Regions from separate parts of the Homo sapiens genome. Here region 1 is linked to region 2. A link is an interaction called in ENCODE POLR2A ChIA-PET data of the cell type or tissue named here. Cell type or tissue: OCI-LY7. All regions are shown on one strand. Links, peaks and the distances in the headings refer to the core of each region. The heading gives the core; the rest is flanking DNA.

What was found. Peaks named below come from ENCODE experiments on the same cell type or tissue, not always from the same donor. Only the 100,000 strongest peaks of a DNase experiment are listed, where the experiment ranks them.
Region 1: POLR2A ChIA-PET joins it to region 2 with 5 read pairs; 1 of 35 experiments calls an interaction of 5 or more read pairs at or near these places.

Annotation. Positions count from the first base shown.
Region 1 is chr4:81,979,323-81,988,835 of GRCh38, reverse strand. No RefSeq gene overlaps it. Among named protein-coding and RNA genes, the nearest start is that of HNRNPD, 390 kb to the left of the region's middle. In OCI-LY7, for the core only: no CTCF peak of the experiment used is centred there; a DNase peak (open chromatin) is centred at 5,505; H3K4me3 peaks cover 1,205 bases; H3K27ac peaks cover 2,082 bases.
Region 2 is chr4:81,624,676-81,634,188 of GRCh38, reverse strand. No RefSeq gene overlaps it. Among named protein-coding and RNA genes, the nearest start is that of RASGEF1B, 160 kb to the right of the region's middle. In OCI-LY7, for the core only: no CTCF peak of the experiment used is centred there; a DNase peak (open chromatin) is centred at 2,108; H3K4me3 peaks cover 1,466 bases; H3K27ac peaks cover 3,378 bases.

The sequences.
Region 1 (9,513 bases), core at 1,066-9,065, 350 kb before region 2:
TCAAGACCATCCTGGCCAAGATGGTGAAACCTCGTCTCTACTAAAAATAGGAAAAATAGCTGGGTGTGGTGGTGGGTGCCTGTAATCCCAGCTACGGGGGAGGCTGAGGCAGGAGAATCGCTTGAACCTGGGAGGTGGAGGTTGCAGTGAGCTGAGATCATGGCCACTGCACTCCAGCCTGGGCAACAGAGCATGACTCCATCTCAAACAACAACAACAACAACAAAAACAAAACAAATTTATTATTTTTCACTGCTTGAGGTCAGAAGTTTAAAAATGGGTCTCACTGGGCTAAAATCAAGGTGCTGGCAGGCTTGCATTCTTTTTTGGAGGATGTAGGGGATAATCTGTTTTCTTGCCTTTCTCAGCTTCTAGAAGCTGCCGCTGTTCCCTGGCTCGCGGTCCCTTTCTTCATCTTCAAAGCTAGCCATGGCTGGTTTAGTCTTTCACACATTGCATCACCCTGACCTCTGCTTCTGCCATCATATCTCTTGTCTCTGACTCTGACCAACTCTTCCACTTTTTGCCCACTTGGTAATCCAGAATAATTTTCTCATCTCAAGGTTGGCTGATTAACACCCTTAATTCTTTCTGCAACCTTAATTCCCCTTTGCCATATAATCTGACATATTCACGAGTGCAGGCAACTAGGACATGTACATCTTTGGGGGACAATTATTCTACTTCCCATACTCTGTGAAGTCTTTTAGCAGAATTATACAGTGGCAACAGGCTCACTGAAGTCAGACTGCCTGAGTTCAAATCCTAACCCCCTGCTTTCTCACTGTATGATTTGGGGCAAGTCAATGATATTCTCTGCATCTTGGCATCCATATCTGTAATATGGAAATAATAATTTGTGGTGGAGGTTGAGATACTGTATGTAAAGTGCTCATCATATGCCAGTACATGACATAGGGTAGATGTCCAATAAATATTGAACATGGGGCTCTGTGCTCCATAAGATTTCATAGATATTATGTTGTTTGTATTCACAGTATGACTCTTACTAGTAATACATCTCTAGTTGATTTTAAACTTCTTTTAAGTCAAAGTTGTAATTGTAGAAAACAATATGGCTTACAATTAAAGGAAATCTTACAGGGGAATCTACCATACTAATACTTTAACATAATCACTTGATTTTTAAATACTTCTAAATCTGCTTATAAACATTTTATAGTTATTTACAGGCTTCTAGAGAGTAGGGAGGCAGTGGCTTGAACATTATTAGCATGCAATGAATGCAGGTGAATGACTGAATGAATCCTAGGAGGCTGAAGTGGCCAGAGGTGAGGGCAGAGACTGGGAAGTGGTAAGGCTTTTGCATTCTCACATTCCTTTTGCCACACCAAAAGTCCCCTAGCAGGTCACTTAACTTTGCTGTGTTTAAATCTTCTCAACGCAGCAAAGACATGGCAACTTATTTAGAGCTGCCTTGATCAATTCAGTGAATTTGGCTTTAGTCATGTGCAAGTAACAGAAAACTGGGCTCAAATAGGCTAAAGCAATAAGATGTTTATCAGCTCTTGTAACTGAGAAGTCACGGAGGTAGGTCAGGCTTGGGGCCAGCAGTTCACCAATGCCATCCTTTTGTCTCTACCTTTCTCTTCTCTGTTTTCAGTATGTCTGCTTTAGTCTAAGGCTGGCCTCTCTTATCACAAGACAGCTGCTAGCAGTTTCTAGGGCTCTTTGCTTTCTTGCTTCTGTCCTGCAGGAGGAGAGAGAAAAACTCTCAGTGGTAGTCACAAAAGAGTAAAGAACTAACTTTCTTAGAAACCAAGAAGCAGCTGGGCGTGGTGACTCACACCTGTAATCCCAGCACTCTGGGAGGCCGAGATGGGCAGATCATGAGGTCAGGAGATCGAGACTATCCTGGCTAACACAGTGAAACCCTGTCTCTACTAAATATACAAAAAATTAGCTGGGTGCAGTGGTGGGCGCCTGTACTCCCAGCTACTCAGGAGGCTGAGGCAGGAGAATTGCTTGAATCCAGGAGGGGGAGGTTGCAGTGAGCCGAGATCGTGCCACTGCACTCCAGCCTGGGTGACAGAGCGAGACTCCCTCTCAAAAAAAACAAAATAACAACAACACCAACAAAACAAGTAGCAACTCTTCATATCTCATTAGATTGAGTCTCAGACCCTTGAGTCATCCCTGGACCAATCACAGTGGCCAAGGGAAAGTGGTTGTTGATCAACTTAACCCAATTAGAGTTCACCTTTGGCTCTGTGTGTGTGTGTTCAGCTTTTCCCTAAAGTGAAGTTACCAAATAAAATGTAGAAAATGTAGGCTGGCCAAAATACTCAAGCTGCATGAGGGGAGAGGTTTATTCTGAGCAGTCAAACCCAGTAAAAATGTAAACAGCTCAGCCCGTCTGGGGGTATAAAAGAGGAAACTTCTAGGCAATGAAATCTGGCTGAGTGGAGTCAGAGTCTCTTACACCTTTTTAAGCAGGTTCCTTTAATCATCCTTCTGGCTCATCATCTTTTTAATTTATGGAGCATTTCCTAAGGGTTTCAATGCAGAGATTTGCTTTTAAAGTGTCAAGTACTTCATTTATTCATTTGCAAGGATTTATTAAAGACCTACTCATGCAAGCTGTTCTGCTGAGCGCTGGGGATTCAGAACTGAATAACAAAACAGCCGCCAAGTTTAAAGATCTTACTACCAAATAGAGCCCCTGAACTGCTAGGATTCTTGGTTGATTTCAAGGATAAATCCTTGTCAGATTCTCAGTCTGACTGTAATTGGATCAAGAAAGTGAAGTCTTTGTGTCGGTACCTGAGCAGAAAGAACTCACCCACTTGTATCAGAGGGATCAATGTTGGGGGACAGAGCTGATGCATTTTGGAAAGGATGCAAGTAGTCTGGAAGAAAGGTGCATAATCAGTAGCAGAGAATGATACAACTTAAGCTTCTTGTATTAAAGTTGTAAACATAGGAGAGCTGGGAGATGGGACGGAACAACTGATATTGGGATATAGAATGTTGTTGCCGCTTGAAATGCATTCCACGGGGGTCTTGTGTGAACTTAATTGAAAGTGGTTTAAAACCATGCAGTTGCATCACAGTTCATGACCTCTATTGGGAAGCCCTAGGGAGGAACCTGGGATCGAATCTGTCAATTAAAATCCTATTTTCTATCATAGAAGTTGGCCATCTGGGTCATCCTGAGAGTTTCTACTGTTGATGAACTTCACATTCTAACTGCTTTCTCTCTAAATAACTACGTCCCTAGGGTAGAAGGTGCAGATCCCTAGGTGCATATGAAACTTACTTAAGCAGTAAAGTGATTTCCTGCAGGTCATCTTAGGAAATCCTGAAGGACAAGGGTCTAGGCTGGGGCAAAAGCTAGGGTTAAGCCAAGTTGCTTAAACTGTATCCCTTCATGTGGTTGCCATTCCCTTTCAATTTTGTAATGTTTGAGTGCTAGATGGACAGCGGAAGCCTAAGTATATTAAAACACATTTAGTATTATAATCAAATAAAATTTCAAAGAAAACTAGGAGGACCCATATTTACGACATTTTTGGTCATTATTACACATGTGACAGTAGTCGTGGTGATATTTTCTGCCTGTTATTCTAATTAGTAGTACTTTGATACAGTCAGACCAGTTTTAAGTTCTCCATTCTTTTTGTTCATTTTCCAGCATCCATAAAACACGTTAAGACAAATTGTCAGAATCCCTAAAGGGGGCCTGTCAAAGAAAACCCTCTGTCCAACCTGAGTGCTAAGGAAGGTAAGAATTAAAGCAAGAAAGTAAAGCAGATCAGAATTCAAAATGCCAACTTTATTACTCCTAAAGGCTCACTTGGAGTATGCGTTTCATCAGATGTTCCTACCTAGTCATGGGCTGTGCTGGACCAAGGCCTATTCTCTGTGGGTTGGGGTGACAGATGGCAGGTTTGCTCTTGGAGGAATACAAAAGAACCAGGAGGTAAAAGAGAAGAGCTGAGCGTGTCCAGTTTATTCCTTTAAATTTTTCGCTTAGGCAAGTCACTCCCATAGATCATGGGTGTTACATTAAATGAGCTCCCTCCATGTGGAAAGCTTCATCAAAAGCAGAGAAGTGTTCTCTTTAATGCATAAACAGTTCTTTTGATATTTTATACAGTTTAATCCTCTGTTTATATACGGACTCAGCCACACTATCATCCAAAGACACGATCTTGGATTCAAAATAACTGTGGACCTCCTCTGTCCACTATTATCCCCTCTTCTACCCTTGTTCCTCCTCCACATGCAGTAAAGCTGGTCACTGAGCTCAGGCTTTTTGAGGTTCTCTTCTGTATTTATTTTAAATTATTTAATTGTATTAAATCTCAATCCTATTCATTGGGATTGTAGCTTGTCGTATGCCAGTCATTTTATATACATCATCCCAATTAATTCATAACAAGCCTTAAGAGTAGGATTTATTCTCATTTATAGAAACCAAAACTGTCTTTTAGAGAGGGTAATTCATCCACGGTTAAAGGATAGTAAGTAGTGAAAACAGGATTCAAACCTGTGTTCTTTCACTCCAAAAGCCTATACAAGGGCTGAGACTGAAAGAAGCTGATAACCCCAAGTAGTTAATTCTGTGGTTTTGGCAATATTGAAGACGGGTCTGAAACAGGTGAAATGCATCTATCATGTCCTGAAAAGTGAGCAAGGCCACATCAGTCTTTCTTTCCTAGAAGAGGAATGGTGAATAGCGTAGTTGGGTATTGAGCTCTCTGAAAAGGGAGAGAAAGGTAAGAGAAAAGCCACTTACATCTTTAATATAGGCATCTGTCCTCCTAACCCCCATAACTTAGAGGGAAGTTACAAGCTAGAAGGCTGCAGCATTAAGTTTTCTAGCTTTTCTGCACATAGTAGGATGTGGACTTGGAAGAGGCTTGATTTACCTTTGGGTGGGAGCCCTGAAGCAGAGAGAGTCAGGTGGGTAAACAGTGAGTTGCATAGCTTATTGATCTACTGTTTTCAGGCATGTGTTCTCAGTCACTGGCTCCAAAAGGCCTCCTCTCTTTTAGGGCTCCTCTTTCCTTTCTTTCCTCCAGGGAGGACAGAGGGTTTTATTTAAGAGGCCCCCTTCAGGAGTCCTGACAACTTGTCTTAATGGTATTTATGGATGCTGGAAAAACGAACAAAAAGAATGGAGAACTTAAAACTGGTCTGGCTATATCAAAGTAATACTAAGTAGAATAACTGGCAGAAAATATCATCATAACTGTCACATGTATAATAATGACCAAAAATGTCATAAATGTGGGTCTTTTCTTTGAAATTTTGATTGTTAACACTACATATGTTTTAATATACTTAGGCTTCCTCTGTCTATCTAGCACCCAAACATTATAAAATTGAGAGGGAATAGCAACCACATGAGTGGATACAGTTTAAGCAACTTGGCTTAACCCTAGCTTTTGTCACCAGCCTAGACCCTTGCCTTGTGAGATTTCCTAAGTTGACCTGCAGGAAGTTACTTCACTGCTTAAGTAAGTTTCATATGCCCCAAGGGTTCTGCACCTGCACTGCTAAGAACTCATAGCTCCGTGGTCAACAAGGGCTTCTCTGCTGTTAGTGGAGGAGGAGAAGGAAAAGTAAGTGAGCATTCTATATTTCTTTTTGGTGGAGTAGGCAGCTGTGCACATGCATATCTGTTTCTGAGGATACATGATTTCCGATTATCTTTGTCTCTGGAGCAGAATGCTTTCCTTCACTTTCTTCCTGGTGAATAATGCCATAAACATCTATTACTTTCATCTCTGGAAGTGCCATGCATGTTCCACTCCAACTACACCATGTCCCAAACCTCTAATCAAAATATTAAGGCAACCTGTCATTCAAATCCTATCTACCTGCAGCAGTTCCCTAGACAAAGTCATCCACATTGACTACTATGTGCACAGCAAGTTGCTTTTTGATTTAAGAGAAACTTGAAATTGTTGTAGCTCAGGAATAGTGTATTGGTGATGACTACTTTTCTTCTTTCCTAATTATCTGGATATCTGATAAGAATAATGAACATCTCACCCAGAACTATAGGCAAAAACCTATACCTCTGGTGTGCAAATGACTGTGACTGAGAGGGAATGGCAACCACATGAGTGGGTAGAGTTTAAGCAACTTGGCCTGTTATGTAGTGTGGGCCTGAGTCACACAATCAAATTCTTAATTGAAGAGAGATGGCAAAAGGAGATTTTAGAATATTATTAACAATGTTTCTGAAACACTTAGGATTTCCCATAACAAGGAAATATTCCCAGGTTTCTGGTTCATTGGTAATTTGAGTTTGCCTTTGTAGATTTACTCATTTCTCTTATTAACACTAAAAAGTAAAATAAATAAAATTAAGGCCATAAAAATTCATTCTCTTTGTTTCTGCACTGCCCAAGAATACTATGGAGTAAGAACTCCAGGAAACTTAACTTGATTTTAAATTCTACCAATAAATGTAAAAAAGGAAAAGAAAACTATGTTTCATTAATTTCTCTCACTCTGTGTCCATCTTCTTTAAAACAAATTTGGAGCCTCTGCCAAGATTCTGTTCCATTGGTTTTAGTATTAGTTGGGGTGAAGAAGGAGCCTATCAGTCCTTTCTTTAAAATTGTACCTTGGAGACATTCGTGTTGTTCATGGAGTACTTAAGAGTTTTGCCCTTGAACTGATTCCCAAAAAGGAACTCATTTACAGACTTCAATATGAATATGTAATCCACATGTCCTTGAATTTGGCAGGACCATTGAAAAAGAACCGACATGTTATATGTGATATATTTTTTATAAGGCACCTTAGTGCCATGTCATAGATTAAAATGGGCAGGTGATTCTGGCCAAAAAGATAGTTTGTTAAATCTAGCTACAAATGTGGAAATTTGACTTATGTTTAAGTTTTCCTGTCACTAGAGAATAGTTTGATACAATTTTCTTTGTGTAATTGCAAAGAATTGTTTGCGGTGGGGAAAAATCCTTTAACTTGCCAGAGGGTCTTTCCTTTGCCTTTTCTATTAATAGCTCACATTTCTTGAGATCTAATATTGGCCAGCCCTTGTGCTACATACATTGGTGAATTGGTAAATGTTTAGAAACTGGATCTCAAAAATAGTTCCGATTTGTAGCTTTTGCCAGTTTCTGTGGTGTAAATACTCCCACCATGGTCAGTTTCAAGCCATGATTGTGCTGTCACTGAAGGGAGTGGGGAGTTGGGAAGACATGCTACCAGTAGGCTCTTGTGGGCAAATAGGAGTCAATTCCAGTACAGCAGTGGCTAGACGTTTACATGTGCTAACTCTCAACGCAGTTCTACGATTTAGATACTGTAACTACCACATTTCAAAGATGAGAAAGCTGAAGCATTGAGAGCATTAACTTATCCAAGTGACACAGCTGGTAAGTGGGACAGCCAGGATGTGCACACAAACAAACTGGCTTCAGAGTCCATGCTGGTAAACATTTTGCAATCACCTTCAGCCCTGGTAGTGGTTTCACCTCCAGTTCAGAAGTTTGGTGGACATATTGTTTATCAATATGAGGTCACTGAGTGTGAAAATTATAAAGTAGAAAATTGTATTACTCTATAATTCATCTATGTTTTATATCTTTATATGTAAGTTCATCTTTGTAAATTACTTAAGATAATGGTTATACGTGGTCATCATTTGGGGGCTAAGATTGTGTCCATTTTTGGGAATATCACTTAGAGTAAGTAAAAACCATCTCGAGAGTGTCGAGAGTGAGTGTTCTGGTAGAAAATGGAGGGTGGGGAGCACCTGTGGACAGATGAGGGATGATGGGTAGGGTCTGCCATCAGGGACTGGGAACCCAGGCTCCTGGCTGTGAGTCGCATATTACTTAGCTGGAGCAGCTTCCTGGACCACTTCCACTTGGATTTCCTAGGAGTGCCTCTACATGTCTGCTGCTCTGCCCGTGAGCCCCAGGAAGTGGCTTGAGCTCAGCATCTCATAAGTGCTGGTGTCTCCATGATTTGAGCTATGAACCCCAGGTAAAGGGAATATGCCCCCTCAGTAACCTCTCCTTAGGCTTCTTGGTGTTGGAATTTTGTTTTTTGGGTAGAGACTTAAGTACGTGGCAATGAATGATCTTTTTTAAGGGAGCCTTGACTCCAATTTAGGTATAAGATTCTGTTACCAAGGAAATTATAACTGTAATTACTATTTTTTTTAACACTTAAACTCAATGCACCCACAATGGTATCTGTTAGGTTGGTGCAAAAATGATTGCAGTTTTTGCCATTACTTTTAATGACAATTAAATGCAATCATTTTTGCACCAACCTAAATATATGTAATTCACGTGTGCCCTGAAGGAAGTTGCTTCCCGTCACATCTAGTACTGTTTATAAATTATCTCACTATTTCACATGTGCTATTCGAGCATTGCACAGTTAATACAAACAGAAAAAAAATAGCCTTTTCTTGGTAGCTCCACACGTCTACTGCCACCCACCTCCCCTGCTTCACCTCATGCCAAAGAAGCACCAAAACCAGTCACCTAAGATCTTTGTGTCTGGATCAGACTTTATAGCGAGTCAAAGGGGCTTACATTCTCCAACAACATTAGTAACTTGAAATTAAAATTTAATTTTTGGTATTATTTACAAAAAGCCTCATCGCAATTTCCTTCAACCTAAACTCTAGTTTTCTTTCATTTCCTTTGTTTTATGTTTCTCTTTTCTGACCCCAGAAAGTTCTATTTCATTGTCTGGTTTTCTCTATTCAACTGCTGCCAAAGTCAGCTCCAGGCATCAGTCTCTGCAAACTAAAATCCCATTAAAAGTGTTCTGAAAAATCCTGACCTTTTCCACCCTTCTCCACTTGCCTTTAAAGGGGGAAGGGCCATGCAGAGCGTTGGTCCTCACTGATATGAAATATGCCCATGTGCACACACCCCCTACCTGTACCCACTGGGCAGACCCAGCTCACTTTTGGTTCTGGTAACAATTTGATTTTTCCTTTTCACATAGGACACATATAATTCTAGGATTTTCTCTAATGCAGTGTGGTTGTAGATGTAGTGATGATATAGAAGGTGAAATTATAGCTTAGTATGATTGTTCAACCATGCAGTCTGTTTTGTCCTTCAGGGGTTCCATCTCATTTATATCTTTTTATTTCAGTATCAGTTTTATTATTTAAATTAATCCCATTAATGTAGGGATGGATTTTACGGAATAGAGATTATAGAAATATCTGGCAACAAGAATCTGTGTTCAGGTGTATTCAGAGGGTGGGTGCCTTTTGTAAACAGGCCCAAACAAACTTACTTGGATATGCTTTTGGGTAGATCTTAGTAGCCCCCTAATAATTACAGGGTATAATGATTGGCTACCCACTCCTCACCTGCTTGGCACCAGGTTGTAATGAAAGCAAGTCTTAGATTAAATTTTTCCACTCATGCAGATGCTTATTAGCAAGCACAGTTATAACACTTGTTCTGCAGGTGGATGAAGCCACAGTTCTGTCCTTTTTGGTCTCCCAAAACATCTTGCAGGTAAGGTTCACTT
Region 2 (9,513 bases), core at 516-8,515:
CAGAGCTATTCCATCCACTCCTTTGTCCTCACTCACATGTAAATCTGTTAGTGCCAGAGCTGAATAGCTCACTACCTACTAGGTGTCAACCTAGAAACATCCAGCAGACATCTTAGACTTAACTAGTTGAAAATCAAACTAAATACTGTTCCCTTCCTTTTTCTGCCGTACTCAGGTCTCCAGTTCCCAGAGTTGCTCATCATCAGTAAGAATTTCCATGTATCACATAAATTGCTTCACCTTCTTTGAAAAGAAATCTGGAAGACTTAGTTATAATGAAAAGTATGTATACTGGCCAGACACAGTGACTCACGTCTGTAATCCCAGCACTTTGGGAGGCCGAAGCAGGTGGATCATTTGAGGTCAGGAGTTCGAGACCAGCCTGGCCAACATGGTGAAACCCTGTCTCTACTAAAAATACAAAAACTAGCTGGGCGTGGTGGCAGGCACCTATAATCCCAGCTACTCATGAGGCTGAGGCAGGAGAACCATTTGAACCCAGGAGGCAGAGGTTGCAGTGAGCTGAGATCACGCCACTGCACTCCAGCTTGGGTGATGGAGTGAGACTCTGTCTCAAAAAACAAAAAAAAAGTACCTATACCTTTTAACCCAGCGATCCTATTTTTAGACTCTATCTTATTGAATTCAAAGCACCTCTCTATATAAAGATATATTTGTAAGGATGCTTATTGTTAGTGATAGAAAACTGGGAACAACCTGAATTCCCATCAGAGCAGAATAGATGACAATGAATTATGGCCATCTTGCAGCTCTTCAGTGTGAAAACGCATCTATGATATATTCTGAAGTGAATAAAGCAGCTTGCAAATTAATATGTACATCATCCCGTTATTATAAAAACAAAAATAACAAAAAACTCTACCTGTGTATATGTGTTTGTGTGTTTGAATGGACATGGGAATGGTGGAATAATCAGCTGACTTAATGTTATTTCCCAGGGTGGGGTGTGGTGGGGATGAACGAGCACGTGTTGCCTTTGTAATATTTGAAAAAAAAATTTAATTGCTCATCATTCCATATTTCTTGCTAGTCACTCAAGTAGGAATCTTAGCATCACGTTAGACTCCTCCTTCCCCCTTTCTTTTGCCAATGATTCATTGTTTCTGTGTCTCAATCCTTCACCGGACTGTAAAGGCATTGAGGGCGAGGCCTGTGTATGGTAATGTTGTCTCCTGCCTAGTACCTTGCACATTTCTTTCAACATACGGTTATTGACTTGAAATAAAGATTTTAATGTGTGATTTATCCAGTTTTCTATTATACGGATATCTCTTGGTTTTTATTTCTAATACAGAGGGATGCCAGTGCTTTTGCCAAAATCCTCAAATCATATACCACCCTCCCCCACCTGCTGTGGAAAATGTGGCCTTGGGATATGCAATATTACATCATGTACTCTTCCATCCCAGGTTGAGTTACTTAGTCTTCTCCTACACATATTTTTACCCACCTCTGCATCCTGCTTTCAGTGTCACTTAGAGTCCTTTGGATAAGAGGCAGCCAAATGGGGTAAATGGGCTAACCGTCTCTGAAGGCCTGTGTGCATATGTGCACTGAAGTAAGCATAGAACGGTACCTGTGTCAAATACATGATGAAGAAGTTGGCCAAACATCCAGGTATTTCCTGAGGTCAAATATTTGGCAATGTGAAACAGACATTTTAAAACCAATTTCTAAATTTTGTCTCCTCTATATTAAAGATTAAATAGGGAACTCAATCTAGGGAATCTTTCACCACACCTGTGGCTTTCTTCATATACGTACACCCACACACGTGCGCAAACACGCTGCTGCATTGCACTTTACTTGAATTTCAATTTGCTGAATCATGATTTAACTGGCTTTGCTCCTATGGCTTTCCAGGACTGATGGCTAATGTCTGAGTTGCCTGAAAGGGGAGTGGCAGCTGTTTGGTCAGATTTGATGGATGAATTGCTCCACTGATCTTTCTACCAGTTCTGCATGCACTGTTTCATCCTGCATTCCAGAGCTTTGACCAAATTCTGATACAGAGATCTGTGATTGGCCATCCTCAGTTTGTTGGATTGCACAGCACATTGAATAACCAGGCATGATGTCATTTTCATGCAAAGTAACAGCAACACATGATCTCTTAAACCAGGTTGAGTTAAATCATCAAGCTGCTATTTATATCCCTAGCACTTCTCAGGCTAAGAGTGCAACAGCATAGCAGCAGGTATCAATTACAATCCTCATTTGTTCTTGGAAGTAGCTAATAGGGGAAGTAAGAGCTGTTCCTTATCCACAAGATCCCTGCTTGTAAGAGAGAGAATTTGGCATCCCATTGGGTAATATAAACTTCAAAAACAGTAAGAAATGAGTAGTTAAAAATAGTTGACTGGAAACCTATTGTGGTTCCTAAAGAATGCTACCCTTTGTGATGTTCTCTATATATAGTTATGAGGTTCTAGGCTGAACATAGTCAACAGACAGAATTTTATTCAGGAGTTATGCTTCTTGAAACTGCTCTCTCTGTATTTTGCATTTTTTAAGAGTTGATGTCAAGCTAGTAACACTTAAGGGGTTTCCTTTTCCTATATTGGTAGTGAGTTCTAAATATGGCCTTCTCACTCCAATCAGTTGGCTACTCTGATTTAAGTCAAACCACTGAAAACATATTCTTATACAGCTTGCCTCTTTACTGAGCCCTCCTCTCCTACCACCCTTCTCTCCAAATAAACAGGAAAAGCAACCCCAAGCAACAAAATATCTGTTGAATAAGCATCATCTCCTAGCATCAGAAGTTAGTGGGAGCTTTGCCCAGGGAGAGGAATTAGAAATCAGCCTATAAAAATAAATGAATCTGTTTCCATAGTGATGGGAATCTTTCTCTCCATAGTTTTTAATCCTGTGTTCTCCCACAGATCCCTTAGGCAGAATAACAATAAAGTCAAAGACAACATTTTATTATCTTAATGGATCCTTAATTTAAAGCCAAAAGCCTTTAAATTATCTTCCCAAAGATACCATTGACCGTAACTTTTGGAATTGGATACCTGAACATCGTTGCAGGAGGAATATCATCTCCTAGAACCCTAGCCAAGCAGGAGGGATGAAATGAGGAAGACCTCGTGGGTTACACATGCATTTTGCATGCAGCATTTCCCGATGAGTAACACAACTGTCATGTTTAATATTTCATTGGTGAAGAAAATGTGCATCTGTCTGTGTTCATCTGCCGAGTGAAATTTTGCACTGATGGAGCCTGTGTGTGGTGAACACGACAGGGCTCCCTCATTACTTCCCTAAATTCTATTCCACAGCAAACAGGAGAAATCCATACCAGCAACAAAGCCCGAGCCACTGCTCCTTACCCACCAGCCAGCTTCAGGGGGTCCTTCACCTTTGTTTCTGCAGCTACGACTAGGCCTGCCTCTGCCATCACATGAAGAAGGCTCAGAGAGGCCCAGCAGCTGTGGTTTCAGAAGTATGGCTGCAGAGACAAAGGACCCAGAAGAATAAATTCCTGGGCAGAATTGTCCTAGGATGCAGGTGAGGAACTGGGAGCCCCATGAGGAATACCGAGCTGGTGGAAATGTCCTCTACATACATGGCAAACTCATAAAGCAGGTGGTCCATGTGTGGAATTATGCAAATGACATGAATAGGAATTATTTCAAGATTGTTGCAAAACTGAATGTGAAAGGGCTCAATAAATATCTTTGATTTTCCACGAGAAGTCATCTCAATGGGAAAAAATGTCTTGACTCTCTTAATTCCATATAAGCATGAATATATGTCACAGTTTTCTTGGAAAAAATTGAGAGTTTCATGCCTGTTGCCCAGGATAACTTTTTTGTTTTTCGAGATGGAGTCTCGCTTTGTCACCCAGGCTAGAGTGCAGTGGCGCGATCTCGGCTCACTGCAACCTCCACTTCCGGGATTCATGCGGTTCTTCTGCCTCAGCCTCCTGAGTAGCTGGCATTACAGGTGTGCACCACGATGCCCGGCTTTTTTTTTTTTTTAATGGAGTCTCGCTCTGTCACCCTGGCTGGAGTGCAGTGGTGCGATCTTGGCACACTGCAGCCTCCGCCTCCCGGGTTCAAGCGATTCTGCTTCCTCAGCCTCCTGAGTAGCTGGGATTACAGGTGCATGCCACCACATCCGGCCTATTTTTTGTATTTTTTAGCAGAGATGAGGTTTTACTATGTTGGCCAGGCTGGTCTCCAGCTCCTGAACTCAAGTGATCTGCCTGCCTTGGCCTCCCAAAGTACTGGGATTACAGGCATGAGCCACCACACCTGGCCCCTAGGATAACTTTTAATGCCACCCTTTTCCATTCTCACAAGCATCTCAAAGGTTTGAATGATAAATGCTAAGGCCACCCTACTTACAGTGCAACATTGCAGGTCCATTCTTCCACCACTGCTATTTTCTCTTTCTATGTCTTTCGGTAAATACACATGCTGTTTCAAGACAGATTTGTGTGACTTTCCGATAATGGAGCAGTTGCCAGGTATAGACCCTTTCAAACTAAAGATAAGTGGAGCCATGAAGACATTTTTCTCAAGATGAAAAGTAGAGAATGAAGGCGTTCCTTCTTTCTTATGGTGTAATACCAAAGTTATGTAATAATAACCCATTAATTAGTTTGTCACGCTAGATGTGAGGTTCTTGAGGACAAAGGGAGAATATTACTTATCTTTCTATTGTCATGGGCAATTTATAGGCATGTAGCTGCAGTTGTAAATGAATGAATATAGCAATATATAAGGAGAGGGTTTATTTGAGCCTAATACCAAATAAACTTTGGAGGAGAGGGGTTGAGTATTAATACATAGCAGTGGGATAGATGAGGCAGGAAAAAAGAATTTTGGAGACTGTCATTTTTTTCTCTTTTCATCATTTAACTTTTTCCTAATTATAAAATATTACATTTGCATTGTGGAAAATTTAGAAAGAGAAATGGAAGAAGAAGAAAAAGAAGAAGAGGAGGAGGGGCAGGGAGAAGGAGAAGAAAGAGAAAGTGAAGGAGAACAAGAAGGAAAAAAATCACTCACTTCCCGGAATAATCATAATTCACTTTCTGTGGTATAGATGTCTTGTGTTTGTCACTCGTATTCACATATGTGTCAATGTGTGCCTGTATAGTCACATGATTTTTGGAATACAGTATCTTATTAGGATCACTGTAGTTATCAGCAAGCTGTTTCATAAAGTGCAGCTTTAGAATCAAGTGGAGAATTTATGTGAGTACCCCAAGTGGTGGGGGAGAAACTTGAAGAAATAGTGGGGATTATTTTTATTTTATTTGGGCTGAAGAATGTTCTTTCCAAGGATATTCTGCCTTTGACAGAGTCATTCGTCTCTAGGATCAAGTGAATACAGTAGGAACACTGAACTTGGAATCAGAAGATTGCTACATATATTCTGAATTAATCATTTACTTGTTGTCTGACCCTGGGTTAGTTTTTTAACCACTTCAAACGTCAGTTTTATCACTGTGGAAGTATCTATTCTTACCACATAACATCAATGTGAGACTCAAATGAAATCTGAAACATACTTGATAGTATCTAGAACATAGTCAGTAGGTGGTGGCTGATATAAACAGAGGTAGATATATTCTTTACAGTTCCTTATGGAATGGTGTTGATGGGGAAAACATAAGGTTTGGGACATGAAGATGGTTTGAGATTGTGTTTAGCCCACAAACGATGTGATTATGAAGCAATTCATTTAACTTATTTTGAGCCTTAGTCTCCTCATCAACTACTTGAAATCATTTCTATAATGAAATGTTAATGTAACAAATTTTACATAATAATGATGTTAGTTTTCTTACTGGGAAAGTTGGAAGCAGAAGGAAGAAGAGAAGAGGGAGGCGAAAAGAGAATATTCCATAATGCTATTCTGAAAGATAGATGAGAAAATGACATTTTATTACTAAATATCATCTCTCAAATCATGTACCTTCAAATTGAGGCTATATTTCTGTTGTTTTCAACCAGGGCTATAGGCCACAATCACTGAAAGAGTTAAAACAAACAAACAAACAAATAAACACGATGCCTGAGACCCAGTTGAATGAGAATCTCTGAGTGGTTGGGCTGGATATCATGATTTTAAAAGCTCTCAAGACCATTGTCATGGGCTGCCAAGGTTGAGAGCTGCTATGTGTCCATGCCTCCAAAGGAAGCTATTGGTGAGAAGCATGACTGATTTTTACAACTCAGGGGGCTTAGACAGGAAACTTGTTGATACCGCATGTTGGCAGGAAGATGGAAAAGCTGGGAATGGACTGATCAGAGCTGGTGGAGCCAACCTATCAATGGAAAGCAGCTTCCTCCAAAGTTACAGGGTGCTTTAAAGCGTAGAGTTCAAAGGCAGTTGTGTGCTCAGCTCAGCAGGGAAGGAAGGCCCCTATGAATTTCAGAGGTATAGGATCATTGCAATTCTGGGCATTCCTCCCATGTCTGGATGACTGCAGCACCCCCCTCCCTGGCTCCCTGTCTCTAGTCTTAACCCTCTCCAAGCTGTTTTCCACACAGTCTAGCAGTTTTTCTATTCTAGTATAACAGATTACCACAAGCACAGTGGCATAAAGAAACACCCATTTGTTAGCTCACATTTCTGTAGGCAAGGAGTAGCTGGATCTCTGCTCAGGGTCTCACTAGGTTGAAATCATGGTGTTGCTTGACTGTGGTCTCAGCTGGAACTTGGGATTCACTTCCAGGCTCATTCAGGCTGCTGGCAGATTTCAATTCCTTTCCATTGTAGGACTGAGGTGCCATTCCCTTGCTGGTTGTTAGCCAGGGGCCCTCTCATTTCCTACAGGCCATTCCCATTGCTTGTCACATGGCCCCAGCCAGCAATGGAGAATCGTACTTATATCCAATTTATCAAAAGAGCTCAGGCTGGGTGCGGTGGCTCACACCTGTAATTCTAGCACTTTGGGAGGCCAAGGCTGGTGGATCACTTGAGGTCAGGAGTTCGAGACGAGCCTGACCAACGTGGTGAGACCTCATCTTTACTGAGGCAGGAGACTCGCTTGAACCCAGGAGGTGAGGTGGGGGTTGCCGTAAGCTGAGATTGCACCACTGCACCCCAGCCCAGATGACAGAGAGAGCCTGTCTAAAAAAAAAAAGAAAGAAAGAAAGCTCAGTCCCTTTTAAGGGCTCACCTGATTAGGTCAGGCTCACCAAGGATAATCTCCCTATCTTAAAGTCAACTGATTTATGACCTTAATTACATCTGCAAAAATCTCTTCTATACACACACACACACACACACACACATATATACACACACACACACACATATACACACATACATATATATCTCAATTATATAATATATACTAACATACTAATATGTACTATATATAATATACACTAATAATATATAATATATACTAATATCCTATATAATACATATTATATATAATATATGTACTAATATGATATCTAATATATATCAATTATATCATAATATATGTTATGTTATGTTATGTTATGTTATGTTATGTTATGTTATATATTAGTGTTTACTTCAATAACCGAGAGAAGATATGGGTACACTTGGGCTGGGAATTTGAGGAACTATCTTAGAATTTTGCCTACCATATAGTCCTAATATATGCTTAAAACTTTTCAGTGGATGCTCTTCGCCTGCTGAATAAAGCCCATGTTCCTTAGCATGGCATCTAATACTGCATAATCTGGCTTATGTATCTACACTTGTCTCTAATTACTGTGTCCCTGCATCTCATTTCAACTACACTATATGTGCACCAATTTGTTCATATTTTTGTGGCTTTGTATACTATTTTGTTTCTTGATTTTGAGCTTTAGCTAATGCTATTTCCTGTGCTTAGAATGCCTTTCCTATCTGTATTCACATGAAAAACTGTTTGTGACCCAGCACAGCTTCATCTCCTCTAGGGACCTTTCTCTGGATTTATTCATTCACTAAGCAAATATTTACTGAGCACCTACTACGTACTGTCCTAGGCACTGGAGATATAGTAGTTAATCTGACGAAGTTGCTCTGTCTTGCAGAGTTCACCTTTTAGTTGGGAAAACAAGCAAAACACAAAAATAACTACACAATTTGTCAAATGGTGATAGTGCTATGAAAAAGAATAAAACAAAATAAAGAAAGAGGCAGAAAATGATGGGCAAGTTGTCATTTTATAAACCATCAACCTGTAATGCTTCTGTCATAGGTGACATTTAAGCAGAGACCTGAAGGAAGGCAGGGAGTAAACAGAAATATGAGGCAGAGCCTCAGGGGCTTTGCCCTTGCTGTTTCATTTTTTCTCCATTATTTGCTGAATGGATGAATGGGAAAGGGGGTGCAGGGAGTGTTCTAGGCAGAAGGAACAGGAAGGGCAAAGGCTCTGAGGCAGGAAGTCCTTCAATGCTCAGCTAATGAACATTAGGGATATATATTGATTTAGTACTGTAATTAGAACTGAAACTAGAAAGCTCTTGTGGTACAACTCTAGGGAATAATAAAGTACACTCGTCCGCCTTCTTTCTCTCTTTTCTTCTATTTCTGGTTCCACCACCCAGTGTCAGATTTGTTTTCCTTTCTTTGCTCTGAGGCTTTTTCTGCTTACTTACAGTGTCTATTGCTTCATGATTTTGCATTTCATGTGCCTTGCTATGAACCCAACTCTGCTTCATGGTGCTTTTTCTTCAGCTTTAATTTATACTACCAACTGGTATAGTCTGCCTGCATAATTAAATTCAAATTTAGGAGACAGAGAACTTAGTTATCCCAGCTCATCTTTCTTTTTTTTTTTTTTTTTTTTTTTTTTGAGATGGAGTTTCACTTTTGTTGCCCAGGCTAAAGTGCAGTGGTACCATTTCAGCTCACTGCGACCTCCACCTCCCAGGTTCAAGCGAGTCTCCTGCCTCAGCCTCCCGAGTAGCTAGGATTACAGGCATGCACCCCCACGCCCAACTAATTTTGTATTTTTAGTAGAGACGGGGTTTCACTATGTTGGTCAGGCTGGTCTTGAACCCCTGACCTCAGGTGATCTGCCCACCTCGGCCTCCCAAATTGCTGGGATTACAGGCATAAGCCACCATGCCTGGCCCTCATCTTTCTTTTAATACCAGCAAGCCAAAGGATTAGCTTGGCTCAGATGGTGACATTAGTGTAATTACCTGAACCCTGGATGAGGGTGAGAGGAGGGAAGAAAAGAAAAGGAATTGTGTTTTTAAAATATGGCTGCTTAGCTATCGGGGTTAGAGTGGACAAAAGTCCCTCGAAAGACAGTTTGGGTGAGCAGACACCAAATGACTTCTCTAATTCAGGAAATGAGACACATTCTTCAGGAAGATTGAAGGTTTACTGGGGAGCTTAACTGTCAGCACTAAGTACCAAGAATCAAGAGTAGCTTGTGGAAAAAAATAGAACCAATATTCAGGAGTGCAGCGAAGACAAGTTTGGAACAGGAGAAGGCAGTGAGCAGTTGGGGAAGGAGTCAAAGAAATATCACCAATGGAAGCTGATCTGTTT